Linked DNA regions of Homo sapiens: region 1 is linked to region 2. Evidence: read pairs that join two places in POLR2A ChIA-PET (ENCODE). Cell type or tissue: PC-3. All regions are shown on one strand. Links, peaks and the distances in the headings refer to the core of each region. The heading gives the core; the rest is flanking DNA. Region 1 overlaps CACNA1A (calcium voltage-gated channel subunit alpha1 A). Region 2 overlaps NFIX (nuclear factor I X).

The links. ChIA-PET counts read pairs that join two places held together with the same protein. Peaks named below come from ENCODE experiments on the same cell type or tissue, not always from the same donor. Only the 100,000 strongest peaks of a DNase experiment are listed, where the experiment ranks them.
Region 1: POLR2A ChIA-PET joins it to region 2 with 9 read pairs; 2 of 35 experiments call an interaction of 5 or more read pairs at or near these places.

The regions. Positions count from the first base shown.
Region 1 is chr19:13,242,539-13,248,599 of GRCh38, forward strand. CACNA1A (calcium voltage-gated channel subunit alpha1 A) reads right to left here. Exons shown (of 47, transcript NM_001127222.2): 31 at 2,644-2,727. Among named protein-coding and RNA genes, the nearest start is that of IER2, 95 kb to the left of the region's middle. In PC-3, for the core only: no CTCF peak of the experiment used is centred there; no DNase peak of the experiment used is centred there.
Region 2 is chr19:13,041,228-13,047,288 of GRCh38, forward strand. All of the region lies in intron 2 of NFIX (nuclear factor I X), which reads left to right. Among named protein-coding and RNA genes, the nearest start is that of NFIX-AS1, 29 kb to the left of the region's middle. In PC-3, for the core only: no CTCF peak of the experiment used is centred there; a DNase peak (open chromatin) is centred at 3,424; H3K27ac peaks cover 416 bases.

The DNA.
Region 1 (6,061 bases), core at 415-5,414, 200 kb after region 2:
ACCTGCCTTGGTCTCCCAAAGTGCTGAGATTACAGGCGTGAGCCACCATGCCCGGCCTGTTGATGCTTTTACTTGTAAAAAGTTCCCGTCTCTCTCCTTAGAATGTCAGCTCTATGGGAGCAGACACTCTGTATTCTTGGTCTGTTTTGTTTGGCACCCCTCCTTCTCGTTCTGTCTCCAGCACTTATAATCACACCAGGCACACAGTAGGTGCTCAATGAATGTCTTTTGAGTGCATGCATCACTGTGAGTCTTGCAAGTGTCTGAGGTTGGTTGCAATGGTTAGCCCCACTCTACATGAGAAGAGATAGCGCAAGTTGTCCAAGATCAAACAGCTGGTAGGGAGGGCTGGGGGCTGTTTGGCTACTGCAAGGGTCCTGATGTCCCATGAACACCCCATGCCCCATCTTCCTGCCAGCCAGGAGAACAGGCTGTTGGAGTCTGTCCCTACAGCTCTCTTACTGGTGATTGAAGGTTTCAGCTAACTTCCTCCACCCCACCTGCCCTTCTGGGGAGCTGGACCATCCTTCTAACCTCTTGACCCAAAGGGACATTGGTTCAAGGCTGTCTTGTATGTAGCCGGATGGCAAGATATTTTGATTGCCAGCTGGAGCTCCAGCCCTCTCTAGAAACTCAGGACAGGGGAGAATGACCAGGTGGGGGCACCCCAGTGGAGAGAGCCCCCATGTGGGCAAGAACCCTCTAGAGGAAGGTTTCAGGGATAGGGTGAGGGGAAGGGGAAAATTCTGGCTCACTGGAGCTGAAGGCAAATAAGTGTGTATCACTTGGGTGCGGGTGCCGTAGGACATATCAAAGAATGGCCCCCTCTTTTGTGTAGTTCCCCAGCCCCTCCTGGCCTTCTAGGACGGAAGAGCAGGCAAACAGATCCTTTTCTGTAGGGGGATCTGACTGGGACACCCCAGGAGCTGTCAGTGTACTCTCAGGAGTCACCCAGGCCTGGCTTTGTGACCTTGGGAGTGTCTCTCACTTCCCCAGGCATTGAAGATCAGTTTTCTTTCTTTCTTTTTTTTTTTGAGATGGAGTTTTCGCTCTTGTCACCCAGGCTGGAGTGCAATGGTATGACCGTCGCTCACTGCAACCTCCGCCTTCCGGGTTCAAGCAATTTTCCTGCCTCAGCCTCCCGAGTAGCTGGGATTACAGGCATGCACCACCACACCTGGCTAATTTTTTTGTATTGTCAGTAGAGATGGGGTTTCACCATGTTGGCCAGGCTGGTCTTGAACTCCTGGCCTCAGGTGATCCGCCGGCTTCGGCCTCCCAAAGTGCTGGGATTACAGGCATGAGCCACCGTGCCCAGCTGAGGTCAGTTTTCCCATCTGTGAAATGAGGCAACACCCTCTTCCTCAGGCCCGACCACACCCAGATCTATTCTCCTGACTTCCCTGCCTGCTCTGAGCATCATATTCAGCTTGCTTCCGGTTTACTTTGGGCCATGGGAGGCTCTGGCAGGAGATAAGGGATGAGGGGAGAGAAAGGTTGGGGTGTTTCTCCCCTATTGCTCTCTGCCTGCTTGGGCCCTGGTCTCTGTCTCTCCACATTGACAGGACAGCTCCCACTTGGTGGCTTCTCCTGGCCTCCGGCTCAGGTTCCCTCCCCACTTCAGCACCTGGGCAGGTGACAGCTCCCCACGGTGGGTGGTCGCTGGACACCTTGCCACCCTTGTGGGTACCCTTCCCTTCCCCTCCACCAGTGAGGTCTGCATTTGGGTGCCTTCAGTTGAACCCTCCGAGGGAATTCTCTTACGAGCTGAGACCAAGACCTCTACCCTGAGCCAATCCACGTAAACCACTTGGCACAGTTCCCTGGCACACAGCAAGGCTGCGATTCTCGTGAGCTATTGTTATTTTTATTGTTAGTAAGATGACATTGGTATCACCCTTGACCCTTGGCTTTGACACCCTTTTTTGACCATTGCTTCCCCCTGCAAGGATCTTCTACCCTCCCCCCAATCTCCTGAGGGACCCCAAGCCTGGGCTCATTGGCAGATGGCCAAGGAGAGGGTCTAGGACAGGACCTCTGGGGCCCTGAGTCTTCCAGAAAAGGAGAAGGGCAATGTGGCCTGTGGGGCCACCACAGAGAGGTCCAGAGACTCCCATGTTGAGAGTCTCCCAGGCCCGGGGCTAGAGGAGGGAAGACACCCTGGGGACCCCTCTATGGCCCTGGGAGTGGTGTCCCCACACTGGCCTGAGGGCTGTGGCTCTCTCCTGCCCACTAACTAGGAGAGGGTTGGTTCAAACAGAATTGACTTGAAACCCATTCTTTCTGGGCTCCTGACATAGGGTGGTGTTTGGGAGCCGGCTCAGCTTTCAGAGCTTTTGAGTGTCTCAGTTCCCTCAGTGTACTCATCTGCATTATTAATTCCTAGGCCAGGATGCAGGAAAGCCCACCCCTCAGTGCTGGCCCTACAGCCAAGCTTTGGTTACCCCCATCTCCCCACAATGCCCTCCTGAGGGGCTGCCCTTGTCCCCGGGGCCCCAGTTCTCCCTCTCTGGTCATGGCCAAGTGCTGGCTCAAGCAGCTATGGCTTCCGGGACACACTGCCTCTGGGACCGCTCCCCCGCCCCCTGCCGCCTGCCTCGTCCAGCCCAGAGTCACCCAGAGAGAAGCTGGAGGGAGACTTACCCCAAACTCAGTCACGAGGATATCGGTGATGCTGCCCAGAACAGTCACAAAGTCGAAGATGTTCCAGGCATCGCGGAAATAATTCTAGAATGGGGACCCACAAGACAGAGATGCCAACAGAGGGCTTGGTTCCCGGCCCCCTAGGCTGGCCGGGTGCATGTTAGAGGCACAGTTGCCCATCAGCGGAGTGCCCGGGACAGTTATGGTTGTTCGAAGGGCTGCGGTAAAGGCTGTTCGACATCATCTGTGCTGAGTCTCCCTCCCTGGGAACTCCTGGGGGCCTTCCCATGATTGGCCTGGCCCCAGAGGGGGCCTCCAGACCCTGCTTCAGCTCCACAGGGCTGGGGCTGCTCTTCAGAGCTGTGGCCTGTCTCTCCAGCATTTTTGAGGGCTCCCGAGACCCCAGGGGCTTTATAAATGACATCACTGAGCTCCTCATGAAGATCCTGGAGGGAAGGGTTATCACCCATTTTCTTTTTCTTTCTTTCTCTTTTTTTTTTTTTTTTTTGAGATGGAGTCTCGCTCAGTCATCCAGGCTGGAGTGCAGTGGCACGATCTCGGCTCACTGTAACCTCTGCCTCCTGGGTTCAAGCGATTCTCCTGCCTCAGCCTCCCAAGTAGGTAGGACCACAGGTGCATGCCACCACACCCAGCTAATTTTTGTATTTTTAGTAGAGACGGGGTTTCACCATGTTGGTCAGGCTGGTCTCGAACTTCTGACCTCAAGTGATCTGCTCACTTTGGCCTTCCAAAGTGTTGGGATTATAGGCGTGAGCCACCACTCCCAGGTATACCCATTTTCTAGGAGGTAACCAAGCCACTCATCTGCCTGAGGCTAGCAGCACAGAGATGTAAAGCCAGGATTTGAACCCAGGCCTCAGAGAGCCCACAGTCTGTGTTCAGGTCCCCACTAGGTTGGCAGCATACTCGCAAAGAAAGGAGACTCTGGGTTCAAATCCCAGCTCTGCTACCACAGCTGTGTGGCTATGGGCAAGTGGCTTAACCTCTCTGGGCCTCCATTTCCTGATCTGGAGGCGGACAGTAACAGGGTGCAGAACAGGCACTGGACGGGGCTTTGGGGCCTTTCAGGCACACGCACTTCCTGGTCCCCTTGTGTTTAGATGGGGCCATGTGTGTCTAGGTGCAGTGATGTGCTGTGTGTGGAAGCAGTGTGGTCACTTTCTGGTCAGTGTTGGACTCTCTAGCCTCTCAACCCTGGGCTTGGCGACCAGTAACATTTTGAATGGCAGCTACTCTGTGAGCCTGGGTCCCTGGGTAACTATGAGGCAAACAGCTTCCCTGCTGAATGTAAAAAACCCTTCCCATCAATTTAAGTCACTGAGATGTGGGGGCTGTTTGTTACTGCAGCTTCACTTGATCTATCCTGACTGCTGCATTCCTGGGCTGGGTGCTGGCTCAAGGGGAAACACAAGCATAACCTCTCTGTTTGTTTTTTTTTTTTGAGACAGAGTCTCACTCTGTCGCCCAGGCTGGAGTGCAGTGGCACGTTCTCGGCTCACTACAAGCTCTGCCTCCCGGGTTCACACCATTCTCCTGCTTCAGTCTCCTGAGTAGCTGGGACTACAGGCGCCCACCACCACGCCTGGCTAATTTTTTGTATTTTTTAGTAGAGACGGGGTTTCACCATGTTAGCCAGGATGATCTTGATCTCCTGACGTTGTGATCCATCCGCCTCGGCCTCCCAAAGTGCTGGGATTACAGGCGTGAGCCACCACGCCTGGCCTCTCTTTTGTTAAAATATGGAAATACTCCACATTGTTTGGAGAACAGTCACAGCCTCAAGTCCCACAAGGTCTCCTGCTATCTCTGACTCCCCTCAACCGGGTACTGACATGGTGATGGGTGGCACCCCAGTTTGGATCCAAGAGTCTGGGTCAAAGAGATGGCCCTCCCCTCTGGGGTCAGTGGGACCCAAAACACAAAACACAGGGCCTTCTCAGCATCTTCGCAGAAGCAGAGGCCAGGTCAGGGGTTGGGGCGGTCAGTGTGACCCTGAAGTAGCCCCTCTACCTTACAGAGAAGGAGCCTGACCTTAGAGCTGTGCTTCCCTCCTAGGCGAAGTGCCTGGGGCCTCTGCGCCCTTCTCTGGAAGGCAGTGGTAACACAGCAATCAGACAATGAATGTGCGTCGCTGAGCATGGAATATACAGTAGGTGCCCAACAGATGGGATGTTGTTGTTTCACAACTGCCTAAAAAAGGAATTCAGGGGGCCGGGCGCGGTGGCTCACGCCTGCAATCCCAGCACTTTGGGAGGCCGATGTGGGCGGATCACGAGGTCAGGAGATCAAGACCATCCTGGATAACATGGTGAATCCCCATCTCTACTAAAAATACACGCACACAAAAATCAGGCAGGCGTGGTGGTGCGCGCCTGTAGTCCCAGCTACTCCGGAGGCTGAGGCAGGAGAATGGCGTGAACCTGGGAGGCAGAGCTTGCAGTGAGCAGAGATTGCACCACTGCACTCCAGCCTGGGCCACAGAGCGAGACTCCGTCAAAAATAAATAAATAAAAATAAATAAATAAATAAATAAATAAATAAAAAGGAATTCAGGTCCCACTGGCACTTTTGGCATTTTGGCAGGTGTTGCTGGGGCCCTGCCCATAGCTCAACTACACACCTGAGGTACACTACTTTGCCCAGGGTCTCTCTGTGGCTGCACAAGTGTTAGGGAATTAATAGCTCCCCTGGGAGTGGCCTGTGATTATGTCTGATGGGCACTGGAGGATAAATACTCCAATTCCCTCCCTGTGAGGTGGGATGACTCTGTGGTATGTGCTCTCTGTTGCCTCCTGGAGGTATCCACTGAAACTGAGCCCCATTTGTTCACAGCAGGAACTGGCTTAATAATACACTCTTTCCTGGTTGCCTTTCTGTCCCTGTGTCACTTCCTCTCTCCCTTACTGCCCTGCATCCCAGATAAATTCCTTGCACTCAATCCTTGTCTCAGGCTCTGCTTCTGGGGGAGTCCAAACAAAGACAACTTTATAGGCGTTTGGTCACAGACCTCAACCCCTAGGCTAGAGAGCTCCCCTCTATCTCCCAAATGTTATACAGGGAACTTGTGGCTTCATTTAAAACTGAAAGGGGAGACCAGGCGTGGTGGCTCATGCCTATAATTCCAGCACTTTGGGAGGCCAAGGAGGGAGAACTGCTTGAGGCCACGAGTTCAAGAACAGGCTGGGCAACAGAGTAAGATCCCATCTCAAAAAAAAAAAAAAAAAAAAAAAAGAGAAAGCAGAGGGGAAGCTCAGTGCTGGCTCTTGCAGGATTGGCAGGGTGAGGGAGATGCAGCTCCAGGCCCCAGTGGAAGACTCACTTCACCAGCAGAAGATCAACTCAGAATAAAATAACTGCAGGCTAGGTACGGTGGCTCATGCCTATAATCCCAGCACTT
Region 2 (6,061 bases), core at 783-5,782:
TATGTTGTTCTATGATTTGGGGAGTGTGCCTGGTACGTACAGTCCCTCATCTGTCCACTGTTTTAAAAAGGTTATTTTTCTTATTATAAGACTACTGTACATTCATAATAAAAATACAAAATTAGCATGAAGTCAGGGGGTGGAAATTAAAATTATACAATTATGCCACTGAAATAACTGCTATTAACTTTTGTTGCATTTTCCCTTACTTATTCATGCACATATTTTATTTTTTACTGGAATTTATAGTATAGACACTTAGGGATGCTGCTTTTAAAATTTAATACTGCAGGGCGCAGTGGCTCATGCCTATAATCCCAGCACTTTGGGAGGCCGAGGCAGGCAGATCACGAGATCAGGAGTTCAAGACCAGCCTGACCAACACGGTGAAACCCCGTCTCTACTAAAAATACAAAATTAGCCAGGCATGGAGGCACATGCCTGTAATCTCAGCTGCTCAGGAGGCTGAGGCAGGAGAATCACTTGAACCCGGGAGGCAGAGGTTGCAGTCAGCCGAGATCGTGCCACTGCACTCCAGCCTGGGCAACAGAGCCAGACTCCGTCTCAAAAAAAAAAAAAAAAATCAGTACCATTGTGTATTCTACTATGTCGCTATTTTTCAAAATCTAATTTTTAGTGGTTTAGCATCTTTTCTTTTTCTTGTTTGTTTGTTTGTTTGTTAGTTTTTGAGATGGAGTCTCGCTCTGTCGCCCAGGCTGGAGTGCAGTGGCGCAATCTCAGGTCGCTGCAAGTTCCGCCTCCCAGATTCACGCCATTCTGCTGCCTCAGCCTCCCGAGTAGCTGGGACTACAGGCGCCTGCCACCACACCTGGCTAATTTTTTTTTTTTTTTGTATTTTTAGTAGAGACAGGGTTTCACCATGTTAGCCAGGATGGTCTTGATCTCCTGACCTCGTGATCCGCCTGCCTTGGCCTCCCAAAGTGCTGGGATTACAGGCATGAGCCACTGCGCCTGGCCTTAGCATCTTTTCTTGTTAGCTGCATTACCCCTAAATTGTCAACTTTTCTAATGACTTCTGTCCCCTATTCCCTTTTGAAAATGAGAAATTACCTCTTATTATAAGTGTAATAGGTGCTTACTGAAAAATAAAAACATGCTTTTACATGCTTTTTTTTTTTTTTTTTTTTGGAGACAGAGTCGCTGTCACCCAAGCTGGAGTGCAGTGGCACTATCTCAGCTCACTGCAACCTCTACCTCCAGGGTTCAAGCAATTCTCATGCCTCAGCTTCAGGAGAAGCTGGGTTTACAGGTGTGCGCCACCACACCTGGCTATTTTTTTGTGTGTTTTTAGTAGAGACGGGATTTCGCCATGTTGGCCAGCCTGGTCTTGAACTCCTGGCTGCAAGTGATCTTTCCGCCTCAGCCTTCCAAGTGCTGATATTACAGGAGTGAGCCACCATGCCTGGCCTGAAAAAGAAAAACATGCTTTTAAACAGCTTCATGAGATTTCATCATGCCAGAGCTGATGTAAACCCCACCCCCACCCCCACTGAGGCCTTTGAGTTGTGTTGCGTTCATCCCCATTGTAAATTCTGCTGGGATGGACATCCTATTACACCAAGCTTTGTAGCTGTATTTGTTACCTTCAGCTAATGCTTCCTAGCAGTTGAATTACTAGGCAAAAGGTATGGACTCTCTTGAAGGCTCTTCGTCCATCCTGTTAAATTGCCATCTGGAAACTTGACACCCTCAGGCAGCACGCAAGGATCCATCTCACTCTGTCCCTGTACCCTGATCCTATTCCCCAGAGCCTCAGAAAGATGTTGCCATCATTGTACATATCGTGTACATTGCACATACATGTCATGTCAGGATGCACTTTTACAAGTCAAGTCTCCCATCCCTGTCATAGGTGTATGTCCCGTTCCTGTATTTATTCTCTGCATCAGCTCACACATTCCTTGATGGACACATGGTGTTACCCAGTGTAAAAGCTAATCATGGACATCAGCCCACATTCTCACACCCTCCAATCCATGTTTTTATGAATCTGAGGTGCCCCCTTCCAGGCCTCTGCAGCCACTTCCTGTTAGCACTGCTAGAAGGGGAGGGACCCTTGGGGGTCACCGTGGCATGGCAGTTTCCTCTCAGCTTCTGGCCTTGGGACTGCAGAAGTGGCTCTTGAGACTGTCTGGTGGTGAGCAGGTGCTGGCCATGGTATCTTAATGGCAGCAGCCCCCAGGTCCACTTCTGAGGTGCAAGCCCATGCTGGCCGCCAGCACGTGCCAGAGAGCTCCTGAGGAAGCAGCTGCTGCTGACACCTGAGGCCAGCTGCGCAGTCTGCCACAAGGCCCCTGGGGCTGCCAAGGTCGCACATGTCCTCCCAGGACTTGAAGGGGGACCAGGGGAGGGTGAGCTGTTGCTGTGGACTGTGGACTTTGACATCACTCATAGACACCCCCTCTCTCACCCTTGCATCCCAGACAGTGTCCCCCAGGGCCATGCAGGCAGGGACACACAGCCCCCTTGTGCCCTGCCCCAAGTCCCTGTGTGTAAGTGAGCATGCTCTCATCAGACTTGGTCCCCACTGCCATGGCACTCTTATCTGTGTGCCTGAATATGCATGCTTATTCATCTCGAAAACTGGGCCGTAGGGCCAGGTGTGGTGGCTCATACCTGTAATTCTAGCACTTTGGGAGGCCGATGTGGGAGGATCATTTGAGCCCAGGAGTTCGAGCCTGGGCCACGTAGCAAGACCCCCATCTCTATAAAATAAAATTTAAAAAAAAAGAAAAAAGAGAAAATCGGGCCTTATATCATTTTCTACATCCTATTCGGCCCATGGAAGCGTAAGTGTCTTCAGCCTCTGTTGACCCTTGTCCCCCACCCTTTCTCTGTGATACTCCACCTTACCCAGAACCTGACTGTCCTCAGGCCCTGGGTAGTGGGAGCTGCCTCAAGACTCCTGAGGCCCCACAAGAGGCTTTTGAATTGCAGCAGTGGATGTGGGTAGTTGTGTAGGACAGAGGGAGGCGACAGCATCGTTTCTCCCCTTTCTTCCTTCAGCTGGGGCTGTGGCATGGCAGTGTGGGCCATCCAGTGTCTAGAGGGCTTGTGGCCACGCAGTCGTGGGTGGGATGCATATGTTCATGAGGTTTGCTCTGTTCTTTCCTCTGCAGGGTGTTCAGGATGTGCTAACCTGCGGGTGTCTGTGTGGGTGTCTGAGTGTCAGGAGGTGGGTGTCTGTGTACAAGTATGGGTTGGGGTGTGTGTGTATAAATGTCAGCTTAATTCACACCCCAACAACGTAAGAGGAAACTTCTCAGTCATGAGGTTCAAGTTCTTGTTACTCCTATGAGCTGTAGTAGGAGTGCAGTGAGTAGGGGGCACAGCAGGTATGTAACCCCTGGGCCCAACTCCAACCTGGCCCCTGTGGCTTGTAGCTTCTGAGTCAGAGGGCGTGCATGCTTGTGAGAAGTGTCAGGCCTTTCCCGTTCGCTCAGCAGCTGAGCAGTTCCTTTCTGGGGTTCTTTGTGAACCTGCCTCGCTATTAATCTACCTGTTAGTAAAAGAGATTACAATTGTCGTAATTACAGGGCGCTGCGTCTCCACCGTCAGGACTGAGCTGAGTGAGAGGCAAGGGATGGGAGGAACCCAGCCCCACAGGAAGCTGCTATTAAAAGCCCTCTGTTTGGATATGGCACAAAGACAACAACCCTTCCCGGGGGCTAAGGAGATCTGGGACAAGAGGCAGGTCAGGTTCCGGGGGTGAGGAGTGGGCTAAGGTCCCACTGCAGGCTGTGGGATGACACGGGATGACTGCAGTACTGAGGATGGTGAGAACAGCGGTGGCCCGCCGGCAGCTCAGATACCTGGGAGCAGCACAGGGCTCAGCACCCTGACCACATGGGCTCCATGCTGAAGGCTGCTTTACTTCTGGACAGGCCTTCACCTGCATAGAATGGAAGAGACCTGGTGGCACTTGTCATGGTGAGACAGTGGCTCTCTTCTGAGGGAGCTCCACAGCCACCATGGATTTAGGTGGACAAACAGTGGTATCCTGGTCTGTGGCTAGCATGGGCCCCAGAGCTGTGTGTGATGCATGTGTTCCTGATAGCACAGGGGTTCTCAGTGAGGGTGGTTCTGCCCCTAGGGTATATTTGGTAGTGGCTGAAAACAGTTTTGGTTGTCACTACTTGGGATGGGGTTGCTACTGGCATCTCGTGGGTGGAGGCTGGGATGCTGCTAGCTGTCCTACACTGCACAAGACGACCCCCCATAGAAGACAGTATCTAGCCCCAGCATGAGGGGTAATGAGGTTGAGAAACCCTGACTGAGGCCAAGGAAAGGAACGGCAGCAGGGCAAGCCAGGCCCAAGGAGGGCTCTAAGAACTCCCTGATGCTGAGTCTGGAGACCTTGGCCCACGGTGCTCAGCAGTCTGTTGCCAGGGAGGTAGGAGAGAGGGGCAGCAGGCACACTGGGTTGACAACTGCACTGTGTTGACCCCATGGCGGGCATCAGGGGACCACAGGCTGTGGTTGCGCCTGTCCGTTCTCCCTCCCTTTTCTCGTAGGCTTCTTCCTCCTCCAGTGCAAGAGCTGGATCCAGGATTGGAGAATTTGCTCTTGCCCACCTCTCCATGTCCTCGTTGCCGACTGAGGCACCTGGGAGTGAGGGGCTTGGACATTCTTCCTCAGCTTGAGCCCCATGGACCCCTCCAGGTGGGAGGAGTCCAGAGGAAGATACGCAGAAATAGGAAGGGCTGACACTCTCCAGCTTCCATCTTGCAAGGACACAGGCCCCACCCTGGCTTCTCCCCAACACACATCTGGCCTGGTTTCTGCTCTGAGAAATGGAGCTGGGTGGGGCAGAGGCCTGGCAAGTAAACCTGGATGGAGTGTAGGAAGCCTCCTTCCACCATTCATTCCTGTTGACCAAAGGGGCATCCCTGCAGGCACTCCTGCCTCCTTTTCCACTTTTGTTTTCAACTTTGACTCCCACTACCAAGGAGTTCTCGGGAAAGAGGGTAGGCCTGTGGGTTAGGAGGGCACCATGGAGGGTAGTCTGTGGGGCTGGGTGAGATGGGTGTGGGAACGCAGCCCTGTGTTTAAGGGTATGTGTGCTGCCTGCTTGCTGTGGGCAGGGTGGCTTCTGATGCCCTCCCAGCCCTTGGGCCACTGTGTCTTGTGTTTTCTGCAGACAAAGCATGGAGATTTTCAGCTGTTGTGAATTCTGCGTTTCACACCGAGTCCCTAATAGTGGAATCGCGTTGCCTTCCCCCCCCCTCTTTTTTTTGCCTTGACAGCTCCAACCTTATAATTTTACCTTCTTTTTCCTTGCATACACTCTTTTTCTTCCCTTTCCCGTTCCTGGGGCTTTTGCCATTCATCGCTGGGGACCCCCTTTAGGAGGGATTGCTCCTGACAAGAGGGGAGGGGCTTCCTGTCAAACATTGGGAGTTGATGTTTTGTTTGGTAAAATGTCTGTAAATAGGCTGTGAGGCAGTCGTTCTACATGGATCCCTGTGTATGCCAGCGTCTTTTTGTGTCTGAGCATGTCTCCAAGCATGTGAATGTCAGGAGCAGAGAGAAAGGGAAGGGAAGAAGAAGGGAGGAGAGAGAAGAGGGATGGTGTTTGGGGGCATTGGGATGGCTCTCTTCCTTCTTGGTCTAAATCACAGAGCCTGATCAGGAGAGGGTCAGAGTTCCAGACTCTTGAAGAGTCAGGAAGAACATCAGAAGTGAAGCTACTGCCATCTGAGGTGGCCCTGGGTTGGCTATTCACAGAGGGCTGGAATGGGATGATGGGGCTGTACTCCCCACTAAGGCTGCCAGATCTGGAACTTGACCTTGAAGTCTAGTTATCCAGGACTCTTAAGGCTCTGAGGGTAGGTTGTAATGGAGACTGTTTCTCCTGCCCAGCATCAACGATGAGCCTTGGATTCTTGGGATCAATATCAGTCTTCCACCGTGAATGGGAAACCCATTTCTCCCTGGAGACAGGTTCCTCTGCAAGACCACTCCCTTATTCTTTTTTCTTTCTTTCTTTCTTTTTTTTTTTAAAGTAGGACGCCTTGTTGCTTTAGATGGACTCCTTTGT